Linked DNA regions of Homo sapiens: region 2 is linked to region 1. Evidence: read pairs that join two places in POLR2A ChIA-PET (ENCODE). Cell type or tissue: endothelial cell of umbilical vein. All regions are shown on one strand. Links, peaks and the distances in the headings refer to the core of each region. The heading gives the core; the rest is flanking DNA.

Region 1 (8,005 bases), core at 2,448-6,447:
TGATGACTAGCAACAGTGGTTTTTATTCATTGTGTCTGGTACTATATACCAGCATTAAGAAGCTTTCTGCAGCCATTAGCTCATAAAACCTCACTATAGCCCTCTAGGGTAAGAATTGTTGCCCCAGTTTTCCAGATAAGGAAATTAATCATCAAGGTTCACATGGCTTTGCCAAAGTTGGGTGAAATTCCTAAGGAGCTGAGCTAGGACTGTGCATGTAGAGCACCAGACATTGTGCCTCTCACACGATTGTCATCTTACACGTCCATATCGATCCTTTGGAAAAAGTAGGTAAAGAGCTACTTTTTATTTTTTCTTTTTCCTAAGTGTTTTTTAACCTTCCGTTGTATTAGGCTTTAAAAACAAAATGGTTGTCCTCTTCCTAAAGAATAATTTCTCTCTGATAGGGAAAATGTGTGTATATTTCAATATTTTGGTGGTATATTTGGAATAGGATTTGTTAAAATTGTTTTTAATTATTATTATTTTTCATATTAAACACAGCTTTCAAACACTTAGGCATAAACATACAATTAAATACACACATTTCTAGCCTATGGTTATGTTTCTGTATAGGTTATATACTGCATGAACAGATGCATACTACATTTCAGTGTCTTTATTAGAAATGTATCACAGCTGGGCACGGTGGCTCACGCCTGTAATCCGAGCACTTTGGGAGGCCGAGGCGGGCGGATCACGAGGTGAGGGGATCGAGACCATCCTGGCTAACACGGTGAAACCCCGTCTCTACTAAAAATACAAAAAATCAGCTGGGCGTGGTGGCGGGTGCCTGTAGTCCCAGCTACTCGGGGCGGGGGGGTAGGGGGGGCGCTGAGGCAGGGGAATGGTGTGAACCTGGGAGGCGGAGCTTGCAGTGAACCGAGATTGCGCCACTGCACTCCAGCCTGGGCGACAGAGCAAGACTCCGCCTCAAAAAAAAAAAAAAAAAAAAGAAAGAAATGTATCACATTTATTTCCCATCTTCATGTACGTGGATGAAAATAAATTCAGCAGTTTTTAGCTCTCTCCCGTCCCCATTTCATTATGGAAAATTGCGTACGGGGCCTTAGGAGTCAACAGGATTTTTGTGGTTGGTTCAAGATCCAGATTTTTTCCTAGACAGCCTATAATTGTATTCCGATTTGCCTTATGAGAAGTCTAGAAGGAAGGGATTCTAAAATAGTATTAATCTTGTGATTTGTCAAGTTAATTTTTCTGGTCATATTTGAAATTAAATTTAAAAGGCATCAGAAAATCCCGAAATTACTCCTGCATGTGTCTTTTCCTTGCCTTCCTTGGTGTATGCTCTGCGTTCCTTTTGATGGTTTGGTTTTGATCTGTTCTGCCTTCCAGTTCGGATAGTACATGGTTAGGTAATGCCTAACCAAGGGTTAGTAAACTAAGTCAGCTAAAATGTTTCTAAAATGTCATACTAAAGGTACAAAGTTGTGATGGAAAACATTTATTTATATGTATGTTACCTTATGTTGTAGAAGTAGCTAGTAAACAGAGAATACCTTTGAAAGCTATAATTAATTTTACCAGCCATCACAGTTTTCCTTTATCCGAGCACTGAAGCATTAATACATGTAAGAATAAACTGGCCCTTATTCTGCCTCACTCAAGGTGCATGATTTTCATCTATTTTTGGGACTGAGTTTGGAATGCATCGTTAACATAGACCGGTTTCAACTCTGCTAAACTGTTCAAAGACTAGAATATTTTCAGCAACTAGGTATTTTTTAAAAAGGAAAAGAAAGCAACTTACTTTTTCTGTCATTGCATGAATGTATTTCCCTGGGAGCTGCTTACTTTCTAAAATCATTAAGAGCTGAAAATTTCAAACTCCCCCCCACCTCTCCCCATCACCACACACCACCCTTTACAGACATAAATAGGTCTTGTATATTTTCAGTAATCAAAAGCTGTGGGTACTTCTAATTGTTCTATTGCATATCAAACTTTATAAAACTTAGAGTATACCTACTAGTTAATCATACATACACAATGTTTAGCAGTTTAATTTTGCTCAGAAACAATAAAGATTATAAACTGAAATAAAACAAAATGCTGTCAGCAACCACATTATATATATATTTCAAAAAAGGAAACTCCTAATCTGTCTAGCGTATTCTAGGAACTCCATATTTCACCCACGATCATACTGGCTCCTGAGAATTTTCCTCACACTGATTCTTGGTTACAGGCATGCTTATTTTTCCTTCTTTGATTAACTCAGGTCCACACGTAACCCTTTTTGGGTTACTGGGTCATCTTCCTAACTGCTCTAAGCCTAGATTTCTGTTTAATATTAGAGTATTCTGTTCCCATAATGTCCGACCAATTCTTGATGAGTACTGGCATTTTTAAATTTTTTAAACAGTGACAGAATGTAGTGACAGTTTTTCTTTGTATGTATCAGAGCATTTCTTATGATAATAGCTGTATCGGTGGCCTCCTAATCAAGAGCATTCAGCAACTTTCACGTTCCCTGGATGGTTTGCTAGGTACCTGGATTATTGATTGGAACTTCAGGAGAGTTTAATGACTCTCATCCTTCTTGCCACATGCCCTAGCCGATATATTTAATATTACTTCCAGTCGTTGCCAATAGAATGCACTTTAAATAGTGTAGGAATATACTACCAGAGATTAGAGTAGATGTGGATGAATCTATCATGAATAACCAGAGCTTCAATAAAAGGCCCCTTTGGTATAAAATTCTGAACTTTGAAACAGTTGGCCTCCGCCTAAGTTTTGGTATATTTCCACTAGCTAGAAATTTCACTACTCTTAATAAAAATAATTCTGCAGAAGGTTTCCCAGCCTTTCTGACGGTAATGTCAAATGATTTTTCTCGTCTCATAGTTTATTGCCTAGCACTTTGTAACATTCTGCTAATTTCTGCTGGTTTTAAAAACACGATCAAGAGAGTGAAGTAAGAGGCTGGGCGCACTTTGGGAGGTTGAAGTGGGAGAATTGCTTGAGGCCAGGAGTTTGAGACCAGCCTGCACAACAGGTTTTTTGTTTTGTCTCGACAAAACAAAAGATAAAAATAACAGGACATGGTGGCTAGATAGCCCTAGCTACTATGGAGGCTGAGACGGGAGGATCACTGGAGTCCAGGAGTTCAGGAATACAGCGAGCTATGATTGTGCCCCTGCACTCCAGTCTGGGTGACAAAGGGAGACCTTGTCTCTAAACAAACAAAAAGAGGGAAGTAAGTACTCAAGACCTCGATCTCTTCTTACGCTCCTTAACCAACTGGCTCTGTATCTCAGGAGTGTGGTATACTTCTAAGAGCAGGTTTCAGTATCCACACAGTCTTGACAGTATTGAGATTGGTGGTGTTTGCCTTGCATTGTTTGAAATTTCCATTTTTACAAAACCTGCCCTACAGACTTTCTCATGCTAAATTATTGGAGCTTATATTTATCTACTGGTGATAATTTTGGCCTGCTTTTGACAGAGGAATCTTATTTTAATGTTGTGTGAATATTAATTAATTTTAGACTCATAATTAATTGACAAAAATAACTGAGTTGAAAATGTACCTGGGGATTCTAAATTTTAAATAGAATTGTTAGTTTTAAAGATGTCTATGCCATTGCTTTAGAGGAAATACTGACTTGAGTCCAAAATTAGTCGAATTATGAATGACTTATTCATTCCTGGAATCTTAGGATTGTAAAGATTTTTTAAATGTTCTGGGCCTTTTGATGCATCTGTTAACAGGGGTTATCTAGTCAGTTGAGAGAAAATCTGAAGATGCCCAAGGTCCTCATATTGGTTGGTGCAGTATTTGCGTATCACCTATTTCTACTCTCCTGTAGACTGTAGATGATCTCTAGATTACTTGTAATACCTAATACAATATAAATGCTATGTAAATTGTTGCTATACCCTGTTAGTTTTAAAAATTTGTAGGCTGGGTGCGGTGGCTCATGCCTGTAATCCTAGCACTTTGGGAGGCCAAGGCGGGTGGATCACCTGAGGTCAGGAGTTCGAGACCAGCTTGGCCAACATGGAGAAAGCCCATCTCTACTAAAAATACAAAATTAGGCGAGCGTGGTGGCAGGCACCTGTAATCCCAGCTACTCGGGAGGCTGAAGCAGGAGAACTGCTTGAACCTGGGAGGTGGAGGTTGCAGTGAGCCAAGATCGGGCCATTGCACTCCAGCCTGGGTGACAGAGTGAGATTCCGTCTCAAAAAAAAAAAAAAAAAAGTATTCTTTTTTACTGTATTCTTTTGTTCTGAATATTTTCAATCTGAGATTGGTTGAATTCATAGATGCAGAATGCATGGATACAGAGAGCTGATTGTGGTGGTGCCTAAGAACTAGATGGCTCTAGGAAGGTTTTTTGTCCTTTTTAAATATATGTAATGGAGAATACAATGATTTCCATCTTTCCCAACGTTTGTATTATCTCTTACGCTATATACGTTGTCAAGAATCTATGGGTGCGGGTAGTAATTGTGGAAGAGCGAGGCAGAAATCATGGAGAAACGGTTGTGGGTGGCTGTCAGTCTATTTTAATTCTAGTATGTTTTACCAGCATGGAATTCAGAAGAACTGAAATCCCCTGCTCTGATGGCTGCAGCATCCTGTGCTGGGACCGTGCAGCATTGAGAGGCTTGACACATGTCAGTATGTGGAAGAGTTTGGAGAGCAGCCAGCAAGAGGAGTGAGCCCCTAAGAACAAACAAGACTCTTCCTCAGGATTACTCAGGGCTGGCTGCATGATTTGCAGGACACAGTGCAGAATGAAAGTGCAGGGCACTTTGTTCAAAAATTAAGAATTTCAAGACATTGACAACAGAGCTTCAAAATAAATAAATAAATACATAAATGGGAGATCTGTGCTGATGCCAGGGTGGGTGGTATCCACAAAGCCTGCTCTGATCTGATGTTAGGTGAAAGAAAAGCACCTAAATGTTTCTCACAAAGCTTTGGTTCTTAATTCTAATATGAGACAACAGAATGGCGTGGGAGTTGACTTAGCCCTAAACATTCTAGATCTTTAAAGTTTTCGTTGGTCCTTCCACAGACTGCAGACTGAGCTCACAGGAGTGTGTCCATGATGCAAACAGAAGTATCTTATAGGTGCCAAAGGATGGACTTACCTTTTCCTGCCTTTTACCAACATATTTGCAACAGAAAAAGGATCATGTGAACAGATATCACCTAGGGTAGCTGTCATTTGGAATTTGTGTAATTATTAGAATTTGTACAAAACACAGAATATCCCTTTTTTTAAATCCATTCATTCTACATTTGCACTCTTTTCCCTCCCACTATCCCAGGAAGTTACTTAATTATTCAGTGGCTCTTCTAGCTGTTATGCATTAAGAATTCCTATTGTTGGCACAAAATCCATCATTTAAGCCTCATCTTGAGGAGGTTGTCATCTTCTTATTTCTGATATGTCTGTGAAATACTGCATTTTTTAGCATATTTGTGTGTACCCTGGAGGGTTGTTTGCAAATACATATTGCCTGTGTTGTGCATTTATCTGTAAAATGCCGGAATTTCTTACACTTTTAATGGGTCTTGAGTAATGACTTTGTGGGTGGGATAGGGTGAAGCTCTGTCAGTTTCGAAATCTGTAAGGTGAAGAAAACTTGGTACTAGTTTTCCAGGAACTTAGATGGGCCCCCAAAGATTAAGATTTGTGCTGAAACACATTTCTCAACGTGGCCTCTCATCTTATGCATCTATCTACAAATCTGGACAGCTACTTACATGCTCATGCTCCAGCTGTGTTTGGCTGTCTTTTTTTTTTTTTTTTTTTTTAAGACAGAGTCTCTCTCTGTCACCAGGCTGGAGTGCAGTGGTGTGATCTCGGCTCACTACAGCCTCCACCTCCTGGGTTCAAGCGATTCTCCTGCCTCAGCTTCCTGAGTAGCTGGGACTACAGGCGTGCACCACCATGCCCAGCTAATTTTTGTATTTTTAGTAGAGATGGGGTTTCACAATGTTGGCAGGATGGTCTCGATCTCTTGACCTTGTGATCTGCCCGCCTTGGCCTCCCAAAGTGCTGGGATTACAGGCGTGAGCCACCATGCCCAGCCAGAGCTGTCTTATTGATAGACAGACTTTTTTTTTTTTTTTTTTTTTTTTGAAGACACGGGGGTCTCACTATGTTGCCCAGGCTGGTCTTGAACTCCTGGCCTCAAGTGATCCTCCTGCCTCAGCCTCCCAAAAGGCTGGAATTATAAGCATGAGCCACTATGCCAGGCTGATGCTCCAACTTTTATAAAAATGTAGCTTCTTTATTTTCCAAGTCCCAGAAAAAACCAACCAACCAAAAGAAATCTTTGAAAATCATGCTCCACAGCATGCAGATTTGAGGAGGGGAACTGGATCCGGCAGGCATGATTTTTCCACTTGCCTCCAGCCTCATCTTTCTCCTCCTCTGGGTGACTCTGCCTGAGTTTGTGGTGCCTATACTGCCTTTCTCTGCACCCGGAGCACGTGACTGTACACACCTGCACACATCTGTAGACATACGCTGTTTTAGTCAGGGTTCTATTAAAGGGACAGAACTACACACACACACACACACACACACACACACACACACACACACACACACACACACATTTCCCTTTATATATGTATAGTAATATAGATATATGTAGTTCTGTATATATATAAAGAACTAATAGGATATATCTATATAAAGGGGAGTTTTTCCTCATATATATATATAGAAGATATATATATATAGGAGATATAGATATAGGAGATATATATATATAGGAGATATATATATATAGGAGATATAGATATAGGAGATATATATATATAGGAGATATATATATATAGGAGATATATATATAGGAGATATATATATAGGAGATATATATATAGGAGATATATATATAGGAGATATATATATAGGAGATATATATATATAGGAGATATATATATATAGGAGATATATATATAGGAGATATATATATAGGAGATATATATATAGGAGATATATATATATATAGGAGATATATATATATATAGGAGATATATATATAGGAGATATATATATATAGGAGATATATATATATAGGAGATATATATATATAGGAGATATATATATAGGAGATATATATATATAGGAGATATATATATATAGGAGATATATATATAGGAGATATATATATATAGGAGATATATATAGGAGATATATATATATATAGGAGATATATATATATATATATAGGAGATATATATAGGAGATATATATATATATTTAAGAGTATTTTTGGCAGGGCACAGTGGCTCACGCCTGTAATCCCAGCACTTTGGGAGGCCGAGGTGGGCGGATCATGAGGTCAGGAGATCGAGACCATCCTGGCTAACATGATGAAACCCCGTGTCTACTAAAAGTACAAAAAATTAGCCAGGCGTGGTGGTAGGCGCCCTGTAGTCCCAGCTACTCGGGAGGCTGAGGCAGGAGAATGGCGTGAACCCCGGAGGTGGAGCTTGCAGTGAGCTGAGATTGCACCACTGCACTCCAGCCTGGGTGACAGAGCCAGACTCCGTCTCAAAAAAAAAAAAAAAAAAAAAAAAAAAAAATTTCATTTTGGGGCTGTTTCAGATCAGTGGCATACCTAGTGTAGTTGACATCCGGCATGGATTATTTTTACACCACCCTAGTGTACAACAAAATTATTTTCATTAATAATTAGAGCAGGAAACATATAATAATAATCACCAGAAGAGAAACTCAGTGAAAGTTTTCCCTTAGTGAATCTACAATTTTTAATTCTATCAGTTAAAAATAAATATTACTGTACAAAGAAGGAAAAAAGAAATGGACTAATAGGTTTTAGTAACATTGAGATTTTTTTTGAAAAGTGAAAAATGTAAACTTATATATTGATCTGTCCAGTAATGAGTAATAGCATTGCAGTTTCTCTTTTGAGTCTTCTGCAAATTTATCAGTGACTTTGTCAGAATTTATCTCTGCCGTATATTCGCATTCAGTAGACGGTATAG
Region 2 (8,005 bases), core at 2,032-6,031, 230 kb after region 1:
ATTTTTATGTTATAGTAAGTCTGAAGTGATAAATAAATCAAATTGATACATTTTACTTACAAAACTGGTACCATTGTTTTGAATACAGATATTATTTTAATAGCATTTAATGAAAAATATGATTGCATTTACACAAGCTAATTTAGAAAGACTATGCTTAATCACTGAAAGGAGAAACAATGGTTTTAAGTGTTTTTCAGACCTTGAGTAATCTTAATGATATAGAGTCCCATAGATCTATCTTGATTTTAATTTACCAACTGTGAGAATGTATGACAAAAAGCACATGCTGCTTGTGCATGCTGCCAATACTTACAAATATTTTATATAAAAATTATGTTTACTATAAATGTGGGGAAGAATGCTGATTATCTTTGATTAGGACTAAATGCATATATTTTAATAATAATGAATGTAGGAGAATTGAACAGGCTTTCCTTGTAGCTAGCAGATTTTTTTCTTACAAGTTATTACATTTATTAGTGAAGTACATTAAAAACATAGGGTGTGTCAGTGTTAAACTTCAGATTCAGTTCAAAGTGAGCTAATGTGCTTTGAGTGGCAGCAGTTCTTCAAAAACTGGAATCAACTCTTAGTACAAAAAAAGATGTCAGTATAATTATTCTTTGGCCTAATTTTGGAGCTATGTTATATAACATGACAACAGAATAGCCTCAGTGTACTTGCTTCCATAATTATGATTTCTTAATATTTATTGCCATTTTGGTATTCTCAAATACCCAGCTCTTTTGTAGAAATTAGCTTTTTAATAAAGTCAGAGGAGAAGGTCAGTAATCTGTTTCAGTCAGTGCAGAATGTTTTGTTGGCTTTGTTAAATGAAAATTGATATCTACTTATCTTTCCTTGAAAGGTCATTGCCTGAACTTTTAGCTTACAGATTTAGGGGTTGTTGCTGATATTTTAATAGTATTGAGGTTCCTACAACAGTCAGCATTCATAGTTCAAAAAAGTTAGTATTGCAAAAGGAGAGTAATTAAGAATTCTTTCTTAATAAATGTTATTGCAAGTCATTAGAGTTTCATGAAAGCAGAGACATATGGAAAAATCTCCCCAGAGCAATAACAAACATTTCATATAGACAGTATGCCATTCAGGTGTTCAGCATGGAAGACATCAGAAATATTAATAGTCCAAGCACCCTAAAGTGACTTCAGACTAAAGTAAATGAATGCTTTGTTTGATGTTGAGAATAACTATGGTAGGTTTTGCTACAGGAATAACTATGGAGTGTTTTCTTTATTTCTCCTTTAATGTTTCTTTAATCTACATTTTTATTCACCCTTTTTTGTTCACTTATATTTTATACTTTTCATTACAGTTTTATACTGAGTGATGTATCAGATTAATGTGCTCTTTTCTAGATTTTTCACCTTTACAGATCTCTTTATTCTTCCCATAATGAGCAAGCATTTGCCTTAACAATATTTTAACTGAAATGGAAACTAATATCTTAAGAAGTAACTTTTTAAAAAAGCTTAGGTAGAAATCATTATTGTAAAAATGTTGTGATTCATTACAAATGTATCATTATCTCCCCAGTTTTTCCTGGGCACGTGTTGGCTTCTTGCGTCTTGATTCTAGTGACATATAAACACTTTTCTGCTTTGTATTGAGCATGTAAGACTGTCTGTCAAGAAAGCTGCCAAAGAAATGAGAATTTAAATTCTGTGAATCATCAGAGTAATTTATAAATGCATCATTAATTTAGTACCTTTAAGCATAATATGATCCCCAGATTTGGTAGCCATGATCTGAGATGGAGTCTTCACTGAGTAATTTGCCTTGTTTGGGAGTGGGGGGTGGTGAAGGAAATATACATGGTAAGATTTAGGTGAATTAGAAGTGAACTAGGCAAAGATAATTTGGTTTATGGTTTATCCTCTTAGTAAACTGCTTTGAATAATTATGATTTTGGGAGGTTCCATTACCTCTATCTAGAGATACCTCTCATTTCACTGTTCTTTTCCATCTCCCTGGACATTTTTGTTTCCCTTGCTCATACCTCCTACCCTTAAAATTTGGATGTCATTATTGCACAATAATACTTGAGTTTTGAGGTACTGTGGGTCTTAACAGAAGTTTTTTTCTTTCTTCATGTAGTGAATTTCCTATTCAAAGATTTACATTGATTTAAAAACTTTTAGCAGTCATATTTACATATTAACTTTCATCTGTCTTTGAGAAGATTGCTGTTTCTTCTTAGATTAATAACTGTTGATATGTAAACCATTTAAACCTTCCACAATTTAGTCTATTTTGAAAAATTTATTACAACTTTTAAAGTAGTAGAAGAAATGTGGACCATTGTGAAAGTTACAAAATGTCAAGTTGAGGTTGAGTATACTGGTGCAATACACCTGTAAAATTCAAGATATCTCATTTTATTTACTTTTCTTCTCCTTCACATACCTAGGTACAGAAGGTTTGGGATTCAGCATCACTTCCAGAGATGTAACAATAGGTGGCTCAGCTCCAATCTATGTGAAAAACATTCTCCCCCGGGGGGCGGCCATTCAGGATGGCCGACTTAAGGCAGGAGACAGACTTATAGAGGTAAGTGACTTCCCCAGCAGGATGTTCCCTGATTCTTGAAATGTTCCATTTCCAGGAGCCAACTTTTAAAAACATTTTCATAAAATATGAAATTCAGTTATATACATTTTAGCGGAAGTATGCGTCACAAAATGTGTTTCTGTTTTATGTTTAGATTTTCCATGTTATTTTTTATATATATTTTTTTAATTGTTAAAATTTTTGTAGAGGCAGAGTCTTGCTATGTTGCCCCAGCTGGTCTTGAATTGCTGGCCTCAGGCGATCCTCTTGCCTCCCAGTGTGCTGGGATTACAGGTGTGAGCCATCGTGCCCAGCTCTTTTTTCCATGTTATCTGATGAGAAATTATCTTTCCATTTATTTATTTATTTTTTTTTATGAGATGGAGTCTCGCTCTGTCGCCCAGGCTGGAGTGCAGTGGCACAATCTCAGCTTACTGCAGCCTCCACCTTCTGGGTTCAAGTGATTCTCCTGCCTCAGCCCCCCTGGTAGCTGGGACTACAGGCGTGCACCACCATGCCTGGCTAATTTTTGTATTTTTCATAGAGACAGGGTTTCACCACATTGGCCAGGCTGGCCTTGAACTCCTGCCTTGGCCTCCCAAAATGCTGGGATTACAGACGTTAGCCCTCATGCCCAGCCCCATTTAGTTTAGTTATAAATTTTTAGTTACTCAGACATTTGGTTTATGAGGTAACATTTTGTCATATAAAATGTCTGTAAGGTTACGTTTCTAAATGGCTTTATATTTATGTCTGGCAATGTGGAAATGTATTCAGAACAGAGACAGATGAAATAAATGAAAACAGTGTTCCTTGATAAGAGGAGCAAGGAAATCTTGAAATGGCAGCATGGAGAATAAATTGAGTCATAAGAGTCAAATGTCAGGAAAGAAAAGAAAAATCGTTTTTGAATTTTTTTTCTATGTCTTATGAGTTTGGGTTCATTGGTATTTGAAGCTGCCTTGGAAATAGATTAACATACATAATTTGTGTTTGTGTGATGGTTTGCACATAAAAGAGAAAATTGAAAAATATGTTTTAAACCATTTTTCTTAGTTTTTTTTAAAGAAAATATAGTCTGTATTTTTATTAGCAGATACTGCATTTCCTAATTAACTAGTATTCAAATATTAATGCTAAGGTAAACTTTTACCACACTATCCTTTTTTCTTATAGTTTCATATATGGTTTCTATCTCTCCAGATTGAGTTCTCCTAAAGAATTTTTGTAAAGTAGGGGAGGAGAGGGATACCGTCTGTATTTTTTTCCATGTCTACATTTGGAGCCTAGATCCCTTAAATTTTATTCCCACTGTTTTGGTCCTGTGCATGTGACAACGTATGTTAAATAGGCACTGTTAGAAGCTAAATAACAGATGTTTGAGTACAAATTATGTTAGGGTCCTGCTTCCTGAAAAAGCCACTTGTCCTGGGGTTATAAATTGAGTGGTACGTTAGCCCACGTCTGCAGTCGTAGCTTGTTTTATTTGTAAGAGTCTCTGCTGGGACTTGAATTCAGTCCTCCTGTCTTCTGAGTCCAAAAAAATATCTGTCCTTTTCTGGCTCTCTCCGTCTTTCTTTCTAAAGATAATTGCTTTATTATTGAGTCACTTTTTTCTTTTATCACATAATCGCTTTACTTTCAACATATCAGAAAAACCTTTTTATTTTAAAGCAGTGAGAAAGACCTGCAACCTGCATGTCTTTCGAGTTAGGCTTTATTTCCATAGCTGTCATCTTTGTCTTAAAATGGAAACTTCATTTTTGCATGCTTTAAGCCCAACCTTCTAGTATCTACAGTTGTAGCTATACAATATTGATACTTACGTGCATTTTCTCTGAGTGTCTAGATAATTAGAATCATACAAAGAAAAAAGGATCAAGTGACTTAATTGTCTAGATTTTTTTTCACTTTCTTTTGTTTGAGTACAAATTATGTTTAGGGTTCTGCTTCCTGAAAAGGCCGCTTGTCCTTGGGGTATAAATTGAGTGGTATATTAGCCCATGTGTGCAGTCGTAGCTTGTTTTATTTTGTAAGAGTCTCCACTGGAACTTGAATTCAGTCCTTCTGTCTGCAATTCCTTAATAGTAGTACCTTGAGGTATATGAGGTTGATTTTTTTCAGAAGGGGAAATGTTCTGAAATATATTTTAACTACAGGAAAATTTTGATACTGTAATTTAAGTTATAAACTTATTTGCCTTGGACAAAATGTCTTTTTTGTCTAAAAAGAAAAATGTAGAATACCTTTTAAAGGAAACATATGCTCTCATTTCTGTGGAGTATATAGTGCTTTCTGATAATGATGTTATACTTCCTGTTAGATAAAAGATTCCCTAAGAACAAGTTGTTTTAAATTTTTTTCCTGCTTGAATTCTCTCATAACATTGAAAAAATTTCAGCTGAAATATTGCTTCCCTGCTAAAAAATATTGTTTTGTAGTTTCTTTAATGTTTACCTTTTAGAGGTAAAGTGTTTTATTTATATTTATCAGTAAAATTTCATTTAAAGTGAAAATACTGTACCAAAATATTTTTGGTGTGTTTTTATTACCCTTTATAAGAGCAACACCTTTTTATTTTGGTGTAAGAAAACCTATGATGCACAAGGCTATCAAAATATCTCTGTTCTAAGCCAGTAAGTTTTGTGTTAACTTGACATTTTTGAAATATTTATTGCTTGGTACTTGTCAATGCCCTGGTGATTGTCACTTTGGGTTTAATGATGAACACTAAAAGATTGACCACTTCCTCTCTTCTAGATATCTGGTCTTAGTTTCTTTATTAGTCACAAAACCTTAGTGGTTCCCAGATCATGGCAGAATTGTGCATGAAATGAGTTATGTTCCATAGCAGATATGGCTAGTCCTAGAGTGTGTGTGTGTGTGTGTGTGTGTGTGTGTGTGTGTGTGTGTTTTCCTGTTGTTTCCACAGGATTACAGCTGAAAACTTTTGTTTTGTTTTAGGTAAATGGAGTAGATTTAGTGGGCAAATCCCAAGAGGAAGTTGTTTCGCTGTTGAGAAGCACCAAGATGGAAGGAACTGTGAGCCTTCTGGTCTTTCGCCAGGAAGACGCCTTCCACCCAAGGGAACTGGTGTGTAAATTTAGAGTAGATGAAAGATTTCTGATATGCAGCAGCCAGGGGTCTGGGTTAGTTGCCTGATGGCAAATGTTTATTGAGACATTTTCTGAGGAGTTTCTAGATCTTATATTTCTTTCAGCCCTCACTGAATACAAACATTCTTTTCTCTAATACTCCCTTAGTTTCAGAAATGGATATCCTCAGTAATGAATGGAGGGGTACTTAAACATCAGACTGTAGGGATATTTTCAAGGGCATCAAATGTTCATCACTGTACACCCTCAGATGGACTGACTGAATACAGAGACGCCGATTATTTCAGAACTGTCACTCCACAGACTGTCGCTGAAAGCTTGCCATCTTCCACACTGCATATGACAAATTTTCATATTTCACATTTTCATAGTACATGTCAGTAAGCCAAATAGATGCTTGCTTCCTTACTGTTGTATGAAAAGGAATACCTTTTTAAAAAAATTATTATTAAAAATAAAAAGACCTAAGTGGCAATAAGCCTCATGGCTATTAATTATACAAATATAGGTCATGTTACTTAGGATGACATAAATGAAGGAAATGAAAAGGCATTTACAACTTTTGCAACCTATCTCCTTCACTTTCCATACATACATTAATACATCTGAGTATTTACATGGTATTGGTGTGAATGAAATAAGTGTCTTAAATGTACATAGTTCTGAGTGGTTTTCTGCAAAAGTGCTAGGTTTCATTTATATATAAAAATGACATAATTGGAGGAGTTGCCTTTGTCTTTTGATGTGGTAAGAAAATTGTTTTATTTCAAGTACAAGTGGTATTTTAAATATTTCAAAACAGATTCTACTTGGATCATTTTGGAATACATCCTTTTCATCTAGCTCTTAGTGCTAAACAAAAATTAATTTGTATAATCTAGAGTGACAAGGTTTTAGAAACGAGGTTTCCAAATTTATCATATAGCCCAAATTCTCTTGTGTCTTCAAGTATGGATGTGTTATGATAAAAATAACTATATTTTATTCTCTATATAAACTATTTCTATAAATATTATAAATGAAAAAATTTTAGTCATAATATCTTATCCCCTGGTTACACACAGGTCTTAAAACTTAATGTGGATTTTGTGGAAATTTCAGACAGTGATAGGGTTGAAAAGTGAACACTTTTGTTTTAAGTAGATTTTGAATAAATTATGAAAACTTCTTTATATTTAAAAATGTTTAATGCATTATTTCTCAATTTAAATTCAGTTTTTCGTTTTCCCCCCACTGTTATCCAATTTTGTGCTTAAAATGCCACCTGATCCTAAATCTGGAGATGTCTCTATTAAATTGTAAATGAGCACTTAAAAAAAAAAAACAACTAGCTTTCCATGTGATTTGCCGAAGCTTTAATTCTTCCTCAGTGTCTCGGAGTGCACTAGTTAGCATTATTAGATTGCCAAAGCTTAGACACTGCTCTTAAGCAGCCTTTTCCAGAGTTAGTGCCAGCATATAGCCAGCTTAAGGTTATTCAGGTTCTTCTTGTCCAATTTTGATCTTCCAGGCTTCTGTTTTTCCCTTCTGCTACCTACTTTTTTTTTTTCTTGGTTATGTAATTTATTGCTTGTGAGCTTTTCATTAAGGAGTACGCCAGTAGGCCGTCAGTCTATTATGCATGTTGCAGCTGCTTCTCAAAATTTAAGAGAATAAAATCCTGAAAATTTAAAGGGAGGGGACATTTAAAAATAATCTTGAATCCAGTAGACGTAACTATTTTCCTCTGTTTGGGGTGTCTGTGTTTAAATTCTGTGTGTCTAAATCTAAATACTTTTATCAATCGGTGCCTTTTTTTAATAAATCATCCTTGTAAGTTCCTAGGTAATTAAGGCAAATCAACATTATAGGAAAAAAAAATCATGTTTATTTCCTGTGCAACATTTTAAAGTATAAAGCTGTGGTTCAGACTGTGGTTCAAACTGTTATTATCTGGTCTAGTTATCAAATGATTCTATACCTTAAAACTTTGATTTGATTGGGAAAATTTTAAAGCAAAATTAGAAACAGTGCCATGATTAGGAAAGCAGTTTGGTGAGACTTGTTTTCCTCCAGATAATAAATTCATGATGTACTGTGAATGAGCAAGTAAAAATGTATATCTAGAAAAATTTCTTAAAACACACACATAAACACACACATCAGCAAAATTTTGGAAGACAGAGCATTATGTCAGCCATCATATAATTACCCTTTATATATTTTGTGGATTTTAAGAATCAACAAAATTTTCTTTAAAATAAATCATTGTGTCCCTGTGTGTTGAAGATGGCTTTGGTCAGTCTGTATTTATGTTTTTCTTCAATTCTTCTAGA

What was found. ChIA-PET counts read pairs that join two places held together with the same protein. Peaks named below come from ENCODE experiments on the same cell type or tissue, not always from the same donor. Only the 100,000 strongest peaks of a DNase experiment are listed, where the experiment ranks them.
Region 2: POLR2A ChIA-PET joins it to region 1 with 5 read pairs; 4 of 35 experiments call an interaction of 5 or more read pairs at or near these places.

Annotation. Positions count from the first base shown.
Region 1 is chr10:34,604,758-34,612,762 of GRCh38, reverse strand. All of the region lies in intron 2 of PARD3 (par-3 family cell polarity regulator), which reads left to right. Among named protein-coding and RNA genes, the nearest start is that of PARD3, 210 kb to the left of the region's middle. In endothelial cell of umbilical vein, for the core only: no CTCF peak of the experiment used is centred there; a DNase peak (open chromatin) is centred at 4,672.
Region 2 is chr10:34,372,536-34,380,540 of GRCh38, reverse strand. It overlaps PARD3 (par-3 family cell polarity regulator), which reads left to right. Exons shown (of 25, transcript NM_001184785.2): 10 at 2,435-2,574; 11 at 5,539-5,667; 12 at 8,005. Among named protein-coding and RNA genes, the nearest start is that of PARD3, 440 kb to the left of the region's middle. In endothelial cell of umbilical vein, for the core only: no CTCF peak of the experiment used is centred there; no DNase peak of the experiment used is centred there.